Linked DNA regions of Homo sapiens: region 2 is linked to region 1. Evidence: chromatin loops called from intact Hi-C (ENCODE). Cell type or tissue: PC-9. All regions are shown on one strand.

What was found. Peaks named below come from ENCODE experiments on the same cell type or tissue, not always from the same donor. Only the 100,000 strongest peaks of a DNase experiment are listed, where the experiment ranks them.
Region 2: it touches region 1 in a loop (7-fold over the local background); 9 of 110 quality-filtered maps call a loop at or near these places.

The regions. Positions count from the first base shown.
Region 1 is chr3:187,315,075-187,323,074 of GRCh38, forward strand. No RefSeq gene overlaps it. Among named protein-coding and RNA genes, the nearest start is that of MASP1, 27 kb to the left of the region's middle. In PC-9, CTCF peaks have their summits at 3,934 (motif pointing right), 4,137, 4,804 and 5,006; a DNase peak (open chromatin) is centred at 4,847; H3K4me3 peaks cover 492 bases; H3K27me3 peaks cover 3,442 bases.
Region 2 is chr3:187,110,371-187,118,370 of GRCh38, forward strand. No RefSeq gene overlaps it. Among named protein-coding and RNA genes, the nearest start is that of RPL39L, 25 kb to the right of the region's middle. In PC-9, CTCF peaks have their summits at 3,012 (motif pointing right) and 3,211; no DNase peak of the experiment used is centred here.

The DNA of each region.
Region 1 (8,000 bases):
AAGATGGTCTTTTTAAATAGTAGTGGGACAACTGGTTATCCAGATGCAAAAATAAATAAATACATACATACATAAATACATAAACTTAGAGTCTTACTTCACATGATACACAAAAAATTGATTAGTAAATGGATCACAGACAGAAATGCAACAGCGAAAAATAAGGAGTGACTGATTACACTTATACACACGAAGAATAGGATCGTCCTCACAGACATTATGCTGAGTGAAAGAAGCCCATCACAAAACCCTAAAGGTTTTATGATTCCATTTATAGGGAATTTCTAGAAAAGGCAAAAATAATAGAGACAGAAAGTAGATCAGAGATTCACTGAGGCTGTGGGACTGTATACAGGCAGGAGGGGACTTTGCTGTCAGAAAATGGAAGTGTTCTAGAACGGTGATGGTGCTTACACAGCGGGACAGATTTACTAAAACCCATCAAACAATACACTTACGAAGCATGGACTTCATGGTATATCAATCATAACTTAAATATGACGACTAATAAAATTAAACCTAAAGAATACAGATGATAAATTATTTGTTCATTTTTTAAAATGTAGGTTCTCTGGGTATGACGAGTTAGTTCCAAACCACCTCTTATGACTTTATTCATCTCTCTTCATAACATCCACAGCATCATTACACATAGCTATTGCTTATTAATGACTATTCACTTGAAAATATTAAAAAGAATAGATACATACTGATTGAATTTATTTTGAAAACTGAATTGTTTTAAGAAAATGAGTTTTATAAGTCTAAGCAGATCTTTCTACATTTTTATATCCAATACCAACAAATGCCTCTAGTAAATCATAATTAGCCACAGATTCAAGCACATAAGTTTGTCATACCCACTACAGGCCCAATCTAATTGTTCTGAATGCTTGCGAAGCACAAGGAAAAAAGTTCTATCTCTCTGTAGGTGTTTAGGATGGGAACCAGTCACCTCCAAACCAGTTAATGACTAGTTTCCTACGCAGTTCAGTGGTTTCAAATCTAACTGATCATCAGAATGATTCATTGACCTCATCCCCTGCCCAGACTTAATCAATTGGAATTTCTGTGGGGACACTTCTTAAAAAGTTTTTCCAGGCCGGGCATGGTGGCTCATGCCTGTAATCCCAGAACTTTGGGAGGGCGAGGCAGGCAAATCATTTGAGGTCAGGAGTTCGAGACCAGCCTGGCCAACATGGTGAAACCCCCATCTCTACTAAAAATACAAACATTAGCCGGGCATGGTGGCGCACACCTGTAATCCCAGCTACTCAGGACGTTGAGGCAAGAGAATCGCTTGAACCTTGGAGACGGAGGTTGAAGTGAGCTGAGATAGCACCACTGCACTCCAGGTTGGGTGACAAAGCGAGACTCTATTTAAAAAAAAAAAATTCCCAGGTTGTCAGGGAGGTTTATGAGCCTCATTTGTAGCCACATCCTTTGGTATAGTCAGTTTTGAGATAGATCACAGAGAACTGGTTTCCAATTATAGCTTAAATAGCAAGGTTTGCAAATAAAGGACATTAAAATATTATAAAGAACAGTATAGATTAAGTTGCCTCAACAATCACACCACCCACTATTCCTTGCCTTTGCATCTTTAGAAAGAATTGGTATAATAGTTGTTAGGCTAGAATTCTGCAAACCCCTGAGAACCCACATTGATAACCTCAAATTCTTGGCTTTTCAAAGCCTCCTAAGCCTTTTTAGTCAAATGGAGATACCATCAATTAATTTTTTATGTTATCATTTGCCATTACATCAAGTCACCCTCCTGTATTTGCACAAGCTAATTTAAAAATCAACTGCAGAATTTCCACTTACACTACAGAAGCCAGTTTGTAGCTCTTCACTCTAGATTGTAAATATCTTTTTGAATCTTCAGTTGTTTAATGAACTCATCAATTCTCCCAGATTAATAGTATCTCAAATTTTACCAAATGAGCTTTTGTATTCAGGACATTTATTTTCATTGCCTTTGCCTTTAATCAACCTGCAAATCTATTTTCCCTCACACTCTCCCCTTGCTTCTAGCCACCTGCCTCAAGAGGGAAGGGGCCTTCCTCCTTGGTCCTCAGGAACCTCCCCTCTCCAGCGATGCCTGCTCTGTCTTGTATCCACTGCTTGTGACTCTCAGCCTGCTCGTCTTCCACAGCTTAGACTGATATTCAAATCTTTCCCATCTGTAAAACAAAATCTTTCTGTGGCACAAAATTTCCCTTCCCATTCAGCCTTCATCCTCTTTCTCGTTTTCTTTCCCAGTCAAGCTTCTGGAGAGAGGAATATTTCCTGAGTTCTCTTTATTTCTCTTCTCCAATTAGCTCCTCTTCTCTATTGTCTGATTCTGCCCTCGTTTTTCCAATAAAACTGCTGCCAGGTGGAGCCATTAGGGACCCTCCGAGTGGCCACATCCAATCCACAGAGTAGGTATGAACCCGTTTTTTGTTCACACCTACTTTAACTTTCCTGCTGAGTATGTTTTTGTGAAGGATTGTCTCCCTCTTAAGACAATCTTCCTTTAGTTTTTCACACATTGTCTGTTCTCCTTTCTCCTTCCTACACCCCGGACTGCCCCCCTTCAGCTGAAATCTCAAGGCACTCTTTCCCTTTCATCCCTTGCAAATTGCCTCTGTCTTTGACTGCCTCCTCCTCTCATTCTCCTCCAGTGACTCTTCAAGTGTGGCTCTGGAATCATTTGTGTCAGAAACACCCAAGGAGCTTTCTGCTTACTAAAGGTGTGACTGGAGTTCTAGTCCAGACCGACTGTATGGAGTCTCTGGAGGTGGGTAGGAACAGGCATTATAAGCTGTCTCTCCTGGAGATTCTGACACTTTCCCTGGACCACACTTCCCCGCCCCCACTCCACACCCACCCTGACAGGGTCTTGCTCTGTCACCCAGGCAAGAGTGCAGTGGTATGATCACGATTCAGTGCAGCTTTCATGTTCTGAGCTCAAGAGATCCTCCCAACTCAGCCTCCCAAGTACCTGAGACTACAGGTGTGCACCACCACACTTGGCTAATTTCTAAATATTTTGTAGAGATGAGGCTTTGCTATTTAGCCCAGGCTGTGGGTCATACTTTTTCTGTGTGTGTGTGTGTGTGTGTGTGTGTGTGTGTGTGTGGGACAGGATCTCACTCTGTTGTTCAGGTTGGAGTGCAGTGCCGGGATCTCAGCTCACTGCAACTTCTGCCTCCCGGGTTCAAAAGATTCTCGTATCTCAGCCTGCTGGGTAGGTGGGATTACAGACATGCACCATTTTTGTATTTTTAGTAGAGACAGGGTTTCATAATGTTGCCGAGGCTGGTCTCAAACTCATGGCCTCAAGTGATCCACCGTCCTTGGCTTCCCAAAGTGTTGGGATTACAGGCACGAGCCACAGTGTCCGGCCTGTGGGCCTACTTTTTAATGCTTCCCAGTTCATCCTCCCCACTGCTGCCTTGACCCCATCCCATTGCTCTCCTCCTTAAAATCCTTCATGGGGCTCTCCTCCTTACAAACAGACGCTAAGCTCCATATCCTGGCATAAAGGACCTTTGGTGATTTGGCCCCTGTGCAGCTCTTGGGTCGCCCCCAACTCTCAAATCTGCTCTGTGCCCCGGAGATATCCTTAACACACCTGCTTGCTCCCACCCTGAGCCTGGCAGTTCCTGCTCTCCACCATGTTTCACTTGCACCCACCTTCAAATCTCAGAGTGGGAAACAGCTCCCGAACAAGAGGAAAGGCCTAAGCCCCAGTGTTGGCTCTGCCATTGATAAGTCACATGACATATTGATTATACAATCCTTGAGCCCCAACTCATATGTAAGCAAAGAGAGGACTTTAAACTGATTTCAGTTTTGGAATACTTAAAAAAAATCAGAAATACAAACTTCGTACAAATGTGTTGTGAAAGGTGCAGTAACAAGTCGTAGCCACCAGAGAGCACTAGAGGATCTCATTCAGCACAAGCGCGGGGCTTTGTCTCCATGACTTAGACTTCATTCTGGGGGTGGTCTACTCGAATTTGGGGCTGATGGGTGCCATCAGCTCCATGCCTAACCTTTATGTAAGAATATTATGAGACAGAGGAGCAGAATCTGTCACTTAAAAACTTCACTTTGGGGGAGGCAATGAAACTAGTCGTTAGTTGTCTTTAAATGCACAAATTTCAAAAGCAGCCCTTTCCGTGCTGGCTGGTGCATTTTGAAGGCTGTCCCAGTACTCCCACCCTACAGCTCATTTTTGGACCTCATATGCCGGACACATGGAGGGAGTTGTTTTGTTCGGGTTCTAGTGGAACCATCTGTACATTCCTCACTCTCTGTGGGGAGCAGGAATTGATCACAGGAAATGACCTCAGCTGCCTTGGGAAAGACGGACTTCCCATCCCTGCGGCTTTGAGCAAATCTGCTTAGTTGAGGGGCTGAGGAGGTAATTCTAGACCCTCCTGTGGCTGGGTTTGAATCTGAGACGCCTCTGAGGATCTGATGAAAGTCATGGACAATCCCCTCCAGAATACTCATAATATGCAGATTATTTCAGCAGCTTCGCAGACCTTTTATCTAGGAACCCAGGCTATGGACTATTTAGGGTTCCTCTCAGCTTTAAGAACCCAATGTCTTATAGTTGTACTTCATAACGAGCTATGCACATTAGCAGCTTTCTAATTTGTAGTAAGACTAAACTCTTGGTTATTTCCTCTGGAGAAGTGGGGGTGATGCATCCCACTGTTTAGGAATACCTCAATAGTGGATCATCCATCAGATCTGGGCTTTCCTATGAGCACTTCAGCCCCTTAGAGAGGGTGCATTCTGAAACTCTCCTGCAGGGGAGGCTAAAGAGCCACACATATCCCCAATGAGTCCCTGCTCGCTGGGGATGTGTCCTGGCCACGCAGGGAGGAAGTGAAGCTTCTTGCCATGTCGGTGTCCACATCTCAGTCCTGAGCTTTCTTTGTAAATCTTTCTGTGTTCTGGGAAGCTCCAGGGACTCTGCCTGCTTTTCTCTGCGCTGTACAGCTCCTCCATATGCTCCTACCTTTGGAGTTCTTTGCATCCTGAAGCTTGTGACCTAGAAGCTTCATAAGACAAAATAGCTAGCAATGACCTTGGGATTAAGATGCTCAGTCTTGTCTTGACTCTGCCGTTTATTAACTGTGGGACTCTCGGCCTCAATTATAAAATAGGAATAATAACTCCTATTTCTTATCTTATTGGGTTCTTTTATTTTTATTTAACAAATATGCACGGAGCGCCTGTTACGTGCCACTCCCCGTCCTTAGCACAGTTGATAGCAATGAATGGGACAGACATGATTCTCTGTCTTGATGAAGCCGACAGTCCAGGGTAGTTTGAGAATCAAATCAGCAAGTATCTGAACACCTTCTGTTAACTACGGAGTGCTCTACTCACACACTCTTCCTACTGCTTTTGCTTGATAACAACAACCTTGATCTAGAGAGCAGTGAATCATTTGAAAATTCGTAACACAGCTCCCTTCTGAGCATATAGCAGTGCCCTTGTGACATGGTGGGTGCAAACTCTCCTGGGGGTCACAGGGTAGAGCCCCTGACTCTCTCCCAGCCTTGACTGAACTCATAGGGTCTCCTGGGCTCTAGCAACAGCCATGTTTTCACCTCGTATGCGTTTTTTCCCCACAGTGCCCTGAGCCTTCCAGGAAAATTGATTCACCCAAACAAGCAGGTCAAGATTTCCATTTGATCTTATTGCTTCATGTGGTCCTAAATTCCCATAGCCATAGTTGCATATAGAAAGTAAATTAATATTAGTAATGGGGAGCTGGGAGGCCCTCAACTCCCATTTCTCATCTTATCCCCTTTTCCTCTCCAGGTCCACTGGCTGGGTCAGGCTCTGTGTCTGGGCAAGGAGCCATCAGTGGATGGGCTACAGATGAGCAGCAGTGGCCCAGTGGTTCTAACTGCTCAGAGGACTTCAGGCAAGAAAATGGGGCTCTTTCTTATCCCAAGGGCTCAGAAATATAAAATGTTGTCTCTAGCCTCTTCCCAATACTCCTCTCAGTTACAGAAATACCTGCTCCTCTTACCAGGTGGCTTTAAATGGACATCGAGGCATTCAGGCAAGACTTGCACGTTGAGGGGCTATGTTCACTCGGGAGAGGCTCTGTGTGTGTGAAGGTCACTAATATCTGCATTTTTATTGAAGAACATGTCAGACTTGAGCTATTTCTGTTCCATGAAAATTATTCAGAAAACTAATTTTTCTGGACAGAGTGAAAAAGGCAGGGACGGGAGGAATTAATGATTAGGGATTTTGAATTCCTCTCTCTTGCTTCTGAGAAAATTGAAAAATACATGTCAGTTCTGCATTAAAGAAGACATGCGGCTCACGCCTGTAATCCTAGCACTCTGGGAGGCTGAGGCGGTGGATCACCTGAGGTCAGGAGTTCGAGACCAGCCTGGGCAACATGGTGAAACCCTGTCTCTATTAAAAAAAAAAAAATTAGCTGGGTGTGGTGGTGCACACCTGTGATCCCAGCTACTCAGGAGGCTGAGGCAGGAGAATCGCTTGAACCCAGGAGGCGGAGGTTGCGGTTAGCTGAGATCGTGCCACTGCACTCCAGCCTGGGCAACAGAGCAAGATTCTGTCAAAAAAATAAAATAAAATAAACTAAAATAAAAAAGACGTGAAATATTCATGTACAAAAAAAATGTAAGGCAACCGCACGCACACATTCTCTGAACATCAGCAGTGTCCTAGGGGTGGGGTGAGGTGCTCTGAGGGCTCCCTCTAACCCAGCTGAGAGCAACTCTGCCCTTCCAGATGCTCAGCTCCAAAGCTGTGCTGGTGTTTCTGACCTCTCTTTTTCTCTCATGCCACACATCACACATCCGGCCAGCCAGGAAGTCCTACTGACTCCCTTTTTCAAGACATATCTAGTACCCACCCACCTGTCACATCTTCTACTGTCACTGCTGTGATCTGAGCTGTGATCACTTCTCTCCAGGATGATTGCAGTAGCCTCCTAGCTGGTTTCCCTACTTCTACCCTACACTCTGTTTTAAAAGCCACAGCCAGAGTCATCCTGTAAAGCAGAAGTCACATGGGTTTATTAAGTCAGTCCCCTTGTAAGCCCTTCTATTAAAAACAATTTTTAAATGATTTGTATTTTCTACTGATCACTGGAATATCCTGACAGACTGTGCAGAGCCTGCTTATTCTTTGTTTAGTAGCATTAACCATTACCAGCTCTTTGGCTAGAGTTTACTTCTTTTATTTATTCTTAAAGACAGAAAATTTCTGGAAATGAGATAACAGCAGAAATAGGTTGAGGTTTCTTCGAAGTTGTTAATTTTTACTTCCTGCTAGCTAAATTGGGCCTGTGGTTCTCCTGAGAAACCCAGAGCGGTGATTTTAGCAGAGCTCTGCCAGGGTTAGGTCCAAGGGATCCATTCAAGGCTGGCATAACATATCGATTGGGGAAAAATCAAAGAGCCCATGCAAAGTCTACCGGAAATAAATGAGTCTTGGATGAGCTTCATTAATCCGCAAACATTCCCTGCGTTTTCCTCCTCGCCCATGGTCTTTTCCTTCAAGGGGTTCTTTGCCAACCAAGTTCCTAGATCTTTATAATGCAAATGTGATCTGAACAATGGGCAGTAATATTGATGATAGCAAATAATTATTAAGCACCCTTTTGGTGCCAGGCACTATTCTAAAAATTTTATATCCATTCATTTATTCACTCATCCAACAAATCTGTTTTGAGTATGTGAATACAAAAGTATCTGAGATGGGTCTCTATCAATGTAGAAAGTTTATTTTGCCAAGGTTCAGGATACATCTGTGACACAGCCTCAGGAGGTCCTAATGACATGTGCCCAGTGGTGGCTGGGGCACAGCTTGGTTTTATGCATTTTAGGGAGACATGAGACATGTAAGATATACATTGGTTCTGTCCAGAAAGGCGGGACTACTCAAAATGGGGGTTTCTAGGTCATAGGTAGATAAGAGACAAAAGCTTGCATTCTTTTGGG
Region 2 (8,000 bases), 200 kb before region 1:
CCAGGCACCTCCTGCTCTCAGCTGGGGCAGGCAGCCCTAGTGCCTGGGAGAAGATCTCTGAAGGTCACAGATGTTGACTGCTGCTGCAGATCATGTAGAAGCTAGAGGATGGAGGCACAGAACTGGGAAGAGGGATCTCAGGGGATCTGGCCAGGGCACTCTTATGCCTACTCCAAAGTGATACAGGAAGAAACGTGCTGAGTTTAGGGAATCAAGCAATCCTGTGTGAGATGGAGTGGTCAAAGAAGGCTTCCTGGAGGTCAGACTTGAGGTAGATTAATCTAGAGTCAGTGGACGTTGACTCCAATTATTACCAACGGCATCGCAGTTAACGTTTAGTGGGGTTGTCAATAGTGGCTAGAACATAAAAGGGTGTGAGGAACAGGATTTGATCACCACAGTACTTGCTGTTGAGATTCTTTGACACTTTCCTTAGCACGCTTCCTAGGCTGGAGAAAAAATATAGAACAAAAACACAAACATCCTAACTATCTACCCTTTCTCACTAATCTCTCCTGCATATTTGTTTCAAGTCCTCCTCTAAGAAATGTCTTCTGGAGGGGTGAGTGCTGACCATCATTACCTAATTTCCCTGCTCCCCATCCCATTCCCCACTCTTTCCTTCCCATCCCTTCCTCTCTTCTATGTATTGGGTGCTGGTCACCAGTAAGGGCTCTGAAGACACCGCATCCTCTCTCAGGATGTGTTTGCTTTAATTGAACAAGCATTTATGACTTCCCTGCCTCCTCTGAGGGCTTAGCATTTGCTGCAAGTTCCAAATCACTCTTACCTAATACTATGAAAGAGAATTTGATGAGCTGCCCAAAGAAGTATAATAGATTATGAATATGAGTGCTCAGAGACCAGTTTTGTTCAAGCAAACAGGGAAGACATTCAGGAGAATACGGGACCTGATTTGAGTCTTAGAATATAAGATGTAGAGACGGTGTAGGGGAATTGGCCTACAAAGGAGCTGTAGTGTGCGTGAGTGGAGACGCAGATGGTCCCCGATTTACTATGGTTCAACTTCAGAGGTTTTGACGTTAGGATGGTGCAAAAGTTATAAGCATTCAGTATGCTTCTCAATTTACAATGGGGCTACATCAGGATAAACCAATTATAAGTTGAAAATATCAGTTTGTTCAGACTTAATCCCACCTTAAGTCAAGGAGTGCCTGTATTTGATATGGAAGTCAGGAGAATGCTACATTAATACTTCTTCTGCATGATCCTCAGACCATCACCTGAGTATCACAATGAAAGCACCCATTCTCCATTTCTTCTCTCCCATTCACCTATACATTCCTGTTCCCAGAGGGAACCACTTTCAAATCTTCGCCATTTATTATAGTATTCACTTTCATTTTCCTAAAGGATATGATTATACTGCCATGTTTTTGTTTTTTGACTTTAAATATTATTTACTACAATAGATGATAAAGATTTAGCCATCTTACAATTCACACCTCATCCACACACAATTCTTCTATACCCCACTCCTAATGTAGTTATAATAGCATCATATTTGGTTAAGTCAATATTCAAAGATTATATGTTTTGACTATGTAAATGTTATTTACAGCTGAGTTATGTATGGGTTTCATGGTTACATTTTCTTTCCCCGCCCCCTGCATTTTTTTTTTTTTTTTGAGAGAGAGTTTCCCTCTTGTTGCCCAGGCTGGAGTGCAATGACGTGATCTCAGCTCAACACAACCTCCGCCTCTGTGGTTCAAGCGATTCTCCTGCCTCAGCCTCCCGAGTAGCTGGGATTACAGGCATGTGCCACCATGCCCAGCTAATTTTGTATTTTTAGTAGAGACAGGGTTTCTCCATGTTGGTCAGGCTGGTTTCGAACTCCTGACCTCAGATGATCCACCTGCCTCAGCCTCCCAAAGTGCTAGGATTACAGGTGTGAGCTATTGCACCTGGCCTCTTTCCTTTTCTTTAACCACCCCCCTACCCTGGAGTTAATGATTACATTTTTTTGTTTGCTTAGTATTCTTTTGTAATATCACCAGTTTATCCCCAAATTCTGACACAGCTGTCAAACTTTTGTTGGTACAATTATTTATAAATATTAAATATTCTATAAGCTTCTTTTTAATCCTTCCTTCCTTTCTCTTTCTCTTTTCTCTTCTCTTTTCTTCTTCCTTCCTTCCTTCCTTCCTTCCTTCCTTCCTTCCTCTCTCTCTCTCTCTTTCTTTCGAGACAGAATCTCACTCTGTCGCACAGGCTGGAGTGCAGTGGCATGGTCTTGGCTCACTGTAACCTCTGCCTCCCTACCTCAAGCAATTCTCCCACCTCCGCCTCCTAAGTCGCTGGGACTACAGGTGTGTGCCACCACACCTGGCTAATTTTTGTATTTTCAGTAGAGACAGGGTTTTGTCACATTGGCCGGGCTGGTCTTGAACTCCTGACCTCAAGCGATCCGCCCGCTTTGGCCTCCCAAAGTGCTGGGATTACAGGCATGAGCCACCACGCCTGGCCTATAAGCTTCATTTTGGAGGGGAGTCTCTGGGGGCGCTGTCTCTCCTGAACTGGTGATCTCTAACCCTACATTAAACAAGTGTTCTCCTAGAACTTCATTTCATCATCATCTTAGGAATTTCCTTTGCTCCTCTGTGAATCTTGTTCCTTTTTCCCTCACACTGCTTCTTTCTTAGTTTACATCTCCTTGCTTTTGTGGGACATACCAGAACGTGGTTTTTAGAGAGAGAGGGCACATGGGAGGAGGCAGCAGGGTGAAGGTGGGAATGGATGGCTCAGAGGAAACATGCCATATAAGGAAATGTGAAGTTATCACCTGACAGTAATGCAAGGACACCGTGTTGTGTGCTCTTGGAGGTTCTTCCTTCAGAGACAATAAATTTCAACTATACTGGATTTGAAAGGTAAAGCCTTTAAGATAGAGCTTTATATTTTTTGGTGTGCATAACAGGCTTGGATATCTCCTGGAAGACACACTATTCCTCCCCCAAGTACCAAAACACAATCATTAAAGAAGCTGTACTTCACCACATTGACAGAAGAGGGCACCATTAAATGAAGAATCTTGTAAATTAGCCCACATCCACAAAAAGAATTACAAAAAATGGAATAAATCTATGCAAAGCTTCTTAAAGAAAGAGACTCAACACACCTCAAGTGATAAAAATTTTCCACCACTCCAAGGGAGGTAAATACAAAAATGACCATGAAGCAGAGGAAAACTGCAATGCTACACTCCAGACTCAAATAACCTCAAACAAGTATAGACATGTGAAAAGCTATACATATATATACATATATGTGTATATATGTATATATATGTATATATGTGTGTATATATGTATATATTTGAACCTCCCAGGTTCAAACATAAATTTTAGAACTATATTTATTTTTTGAACCTCCCAGGTTCAAGAGATTCTCCTGCCTTAGCCTCCCAAGTAGCTGGGATTACAGGTGGGCGCCATCACACCCAGGGAATTTTTGTATTTTTAGTAGAGACGGGGTTTCACCATGTTGTCCAGACTGGTCTCAAACTCCTAACCTCAAGTGATCCACCTGTCTTGGCCTCCCAGAGTGCTGGGATTACAGGCATGAGCCACTGCGCCTGGCCTGAAAAACTATCTTTAATCAGAAATTAAAATATAAATGGATTTAGAAAAAAATGGGAAGTAATGAACAGTGTGTTGATTGAACTCAGAAAGAAAATAAAAGAAAAAGAAAAATAATCTTAGGATTGAAACATAAATTTTAAGAGGGTACTTATATTGGTTTCCTAGGGCTATCTTAACAGATTACTATAAACTGAGAGCTTGAAACAATAGGAATTTATTTTCCCACAGTTCTGGAGGCCAGAGGTCTCAAATCAAGGGGCTGGCAGGGCTTGTTTCTTCCCGAGGCTCTGAGGGAAGGGTCTGCTCTATCTCTCCTTCATAGCTTCTGGGGGCTGCCAGCAATCCTTGTTGTTCTTTGGTTTATAGATGCGTCACTCTAATCTCCACCTTCCTTCCCACATTACCATCGTTTCTATGTGTCTTCTCTCCTTCTATTCTAAGGATACTTGGAATTGGAATTAGGGCTCAACCAGAAAACCTAGGATGATTTTATCTTGAGATACTTAATTACACCTGCAAAGACCCTTTTTCCAAATAAGATCATATTCCCAGGTTCTGAGTAGACATTTTTGGGGTGTGGGGGTGGGCGTGGTCATCATCACCTCGCTATAGCACCCAAAGGAGAATGTACTCAGATGGAAATTTAATATGGGCACTGAACAAAGGCAAACAAGCAAGAAAATGAAATGAAATAAAGAAGTGAAATGGGTCAGGAAGAAAGTGATTGACAGGGAAGACAGTCCAAAGCAACACTGGTATAACTGGAGTACATGAAGAAGAAATAGCAAACAATGTAACTATCATTTAAAACTATAATTGAACTGTTGAACTGGGTGACAGGGTGAGACCCTGTCCCTAAAAAAACAAAAACAGAACTGTAATAGAAGAAGAAAGCTTTCCAGGAGTAAATACAGGTTTAACTTTAAAAATGCCCAAACTATTCCCTATTTTTTATTCCCACCAGCAATGTATGAGAATTTCAGTTGCTTTGCATCCTTGACAGCACTTGCTATTGTCAACTGTATTCTTTTGCTTTTTTTTTTGTTTATTCATTCTTATAGGTCAATAGTGGTATTTTACTGTAGCTTTATTTTGTATATCCTAAAAATGATGTTAATTGCATATCACTATGAACCTCTTTTAATGTGCTTATTTGCCAACTACATATCATCTATGATGAAGCGTCTGTTCAAATTCTTTGCCTGTTTTATAAATTGTTGTTTCCTTATTATTGAACTTTGATAGTTCTTTTTATAATCTGGATATAAGGCTCTTATTTGATATATGTAGTATACAGAGATATCTAGAGAGAGCAAATATTCTGCTTCTGATGTTACTTTTCATTCTCTTAATGTCTTAAAGAGAAATGATTTTAAATTTAATAAAGTCCAACTTATCAAGTTTTTAATTTTATGAATTGTGTTTTTGTTGTCATATTTAAGACACCTCTGCCTCACCCAAACTTAAGAATATTTCTTTTATGCTGTCTTCTAGAAGCTTTATACCATTAGATTTTACATTTAGGTCTATGATCCCATTAGAGTTTATTTTTGTATATGGTACAAGATATGGATCAAGGTGGGTTTTTTTTTTAACATGTAGATGTGCATAATTTGTTGTAAAGACTATCCTTTGTCCACTGAATTGCCTTTGCACCTTTGTCAAAAGTTCATTGATCCTCTATGCATCGATCTATTTTTTAAATTTCCTGTCTTGTTTCTTCATTCTACTTGTCTATCTTACTTCACCAAGCCTACATTAGCTCAATTACTATAGCTTTACCATAAGTGTTAAAATCAGTTAGGGCCCAGTGTGGTGGCTCATGTCTGTAATTCTAGCATTTTGGGAGGCCAAGGCAGAAGGATCACTTGAGCCCAGGAGTTTGAGATCCACCTGGGCAACATAGGGAGACCTCATCTCTACAAAAAATTTTAAAAATTAAAAAAACTAAAATCAGTTAGTATGAACCCTCCAAATTTGTTGCTTTTTTCAAAATTATTTCGGGTATTCTACATTCTTTGCATTTCCACATAAATTTTAGAATCAACTTATTTCTACAGGAAAGCCTATTATGTTTCTGATTGGAATTGTGTTAAATCTATAGGTCAATTTGAAGAAAAATGACATTTTACCACTACTGAGTTCTCCAATCTATGAATACAGTATATCTCTCCATTTATTTAAGGCTTTGCTTTCTTTCAGCAGTGTTTTGCAGTTTTCAGCATACAATCCTTTGCATATTTTTGTTAGATTTATTCTTAAGTATTTTGTTTTTTGATGTATTGTAAATGGTACTATGGTAGTATTTTAAAATTTTTAATTTCCAATCATTTATTTTTATAATACTGAAATTCAATTGTGTTTTGAATATTAGCCATATATATTGTGACTTGCTAACCTCACCTGTTGGTTCTAGGATCTATTTTATAGAATATTTGGGGTTTTTATATCTAGACAATAATTTCATTAATGCATAGAAACAAATACTGGAAGAAAAGGTGAGGCAAATTCATTTAAAAAATGGGTATAGAGAAAGGATTTCTAATTATGACTCAGAATCTCGATATAGTAAAAACAATTTGATAAATTTTGTTGCATAAAAAACCTTTTGTGTGGGAAAATACCATAAACAAAGTAAAAATACAACGGAGAAATTTGAAGAAAAAATTTGCAACATACATCAGAAAGGGCTAATATCCCTAATATATAAAGAACTCTTAAAAATGGAGAGGAAAAAGTCCAAAAATATGACATGAAAATGGGCTTAAAACATGAACAGACCACACACACACAAACACGATATAAAAATGGCCCTTACACATATGAAAAGGTGTTCAACCTCACTCAAACAAATGAATGCAAATTAAGACTATACTGAGATACCGTTTCTCACCTACCAGATGGGGAAAATTAGATAGTGTGATGCCATTCTGATGAAAGGCTGTGAGAAGAGAAGACAGCTGTGAGGGGTTTTCAGCACTCGGCTCTCCAGTTCATCCTTCTACATGAGTTTCAGTGATGATCAAGGAAGATACGTGAGGAGAAGAGAGTGCCTGTGCTGTTTGGTGCAGACTTAGAAAGGATGTTGGGAACAAAGCACTGGGGTGTTCTGGAGATGTTATCTGAGTTCCAAAGAGTGGATTTAATACATTTTTTAAAAATTTTCTAATTCCACAGGTTATTGGGGAACAGGTGGTGTTTGGTTACATAAGTTAAGTTCTTTAGTGGTAATTTGTGAGATTTTCGGTTCACCCATCACCCAAGCAGTATACACTGCACCCAGTTTGTAGTCTTTTATTCCTCACTCCCTTCCCACCCTTTCCCCCTGAGTCCCAAAGTCCATTGTGTCATTCTTATGCCTTTGCATCCTCATACTTAGCTCCCACTTATGAGTGAGAACATACAATATTTGATTTTCCATTCCTGAGTTACTTCACTTAGAATAATAGTCTCCAATCTCATCCAGGTTTCTGCGAATGCCATTAATTAATTCCTTTTTATGGCTGAGTAGTATTCCATCATCCATCTATCATCTATCTATCTATCTATCTATCTATCTATCTATCTATCTATCTATCTATAAAAAACAGTTTCTTCATCCACTCATTGATTGATGGGCATTTGGGTTGGTTCCACATTTTTGCAATTACGAAATGTGCTGCTATAAACATGTGTGTGCAGGTATCTTTTTCGTATAATGACTTTTTTTCCTCTGGGTAGATACCCCGTAGTGGGATTGCTGGATCAAATGTAGACCTATACTGAACATACCCATTTACATCATCCTACAATTTCAAGTATATTTTCTCATATGATATGTGGCAAACAAAAGACATCTGTATCTTTTGATATGTGCTCTCTGTTAAGGTTGGTGCTGGTGCTTGAGAGTGACCTAAATTTTATGGGTCCCATCAAATGGAGGAAAAATTCTCTATAATTGACCTCAGATTTCATTAGGTGACAGATGGCCTATGCTCAGAACATAATCTATTAGAATCAGAAAACTACCTATTGTCTTGGATATTTATGGCAAATTATTAAAATGTTTTCAATCATCAATGCTAGCGTGTAGTCACAGCCCTTGGTGCAGCCTAAAGACAGATGAGCCCAAACCCCCACTCAGAAACAGACCATACCAAGGTAGAGAGGTTCAGCCAACCCACCCAGCTCAACTCAGCTCAGAGTCAGACCTCTGACACTCTAAAGTAGCATTTTATGAAAACCTTGTTTTATTGCCTCAGTTTATGAAGCTGTTTTCAATCTCATTCAAGCCTTGTAACTCAGTGAGGAAGTCGGCTGTCTGATATATCCAGGTGAAATACAATAATTAAGGCCCAGAGAGGTTCTCTACCAGTTGTCCAACATCATAAAACTGATGGGAAGAGCCATAACTTCAAG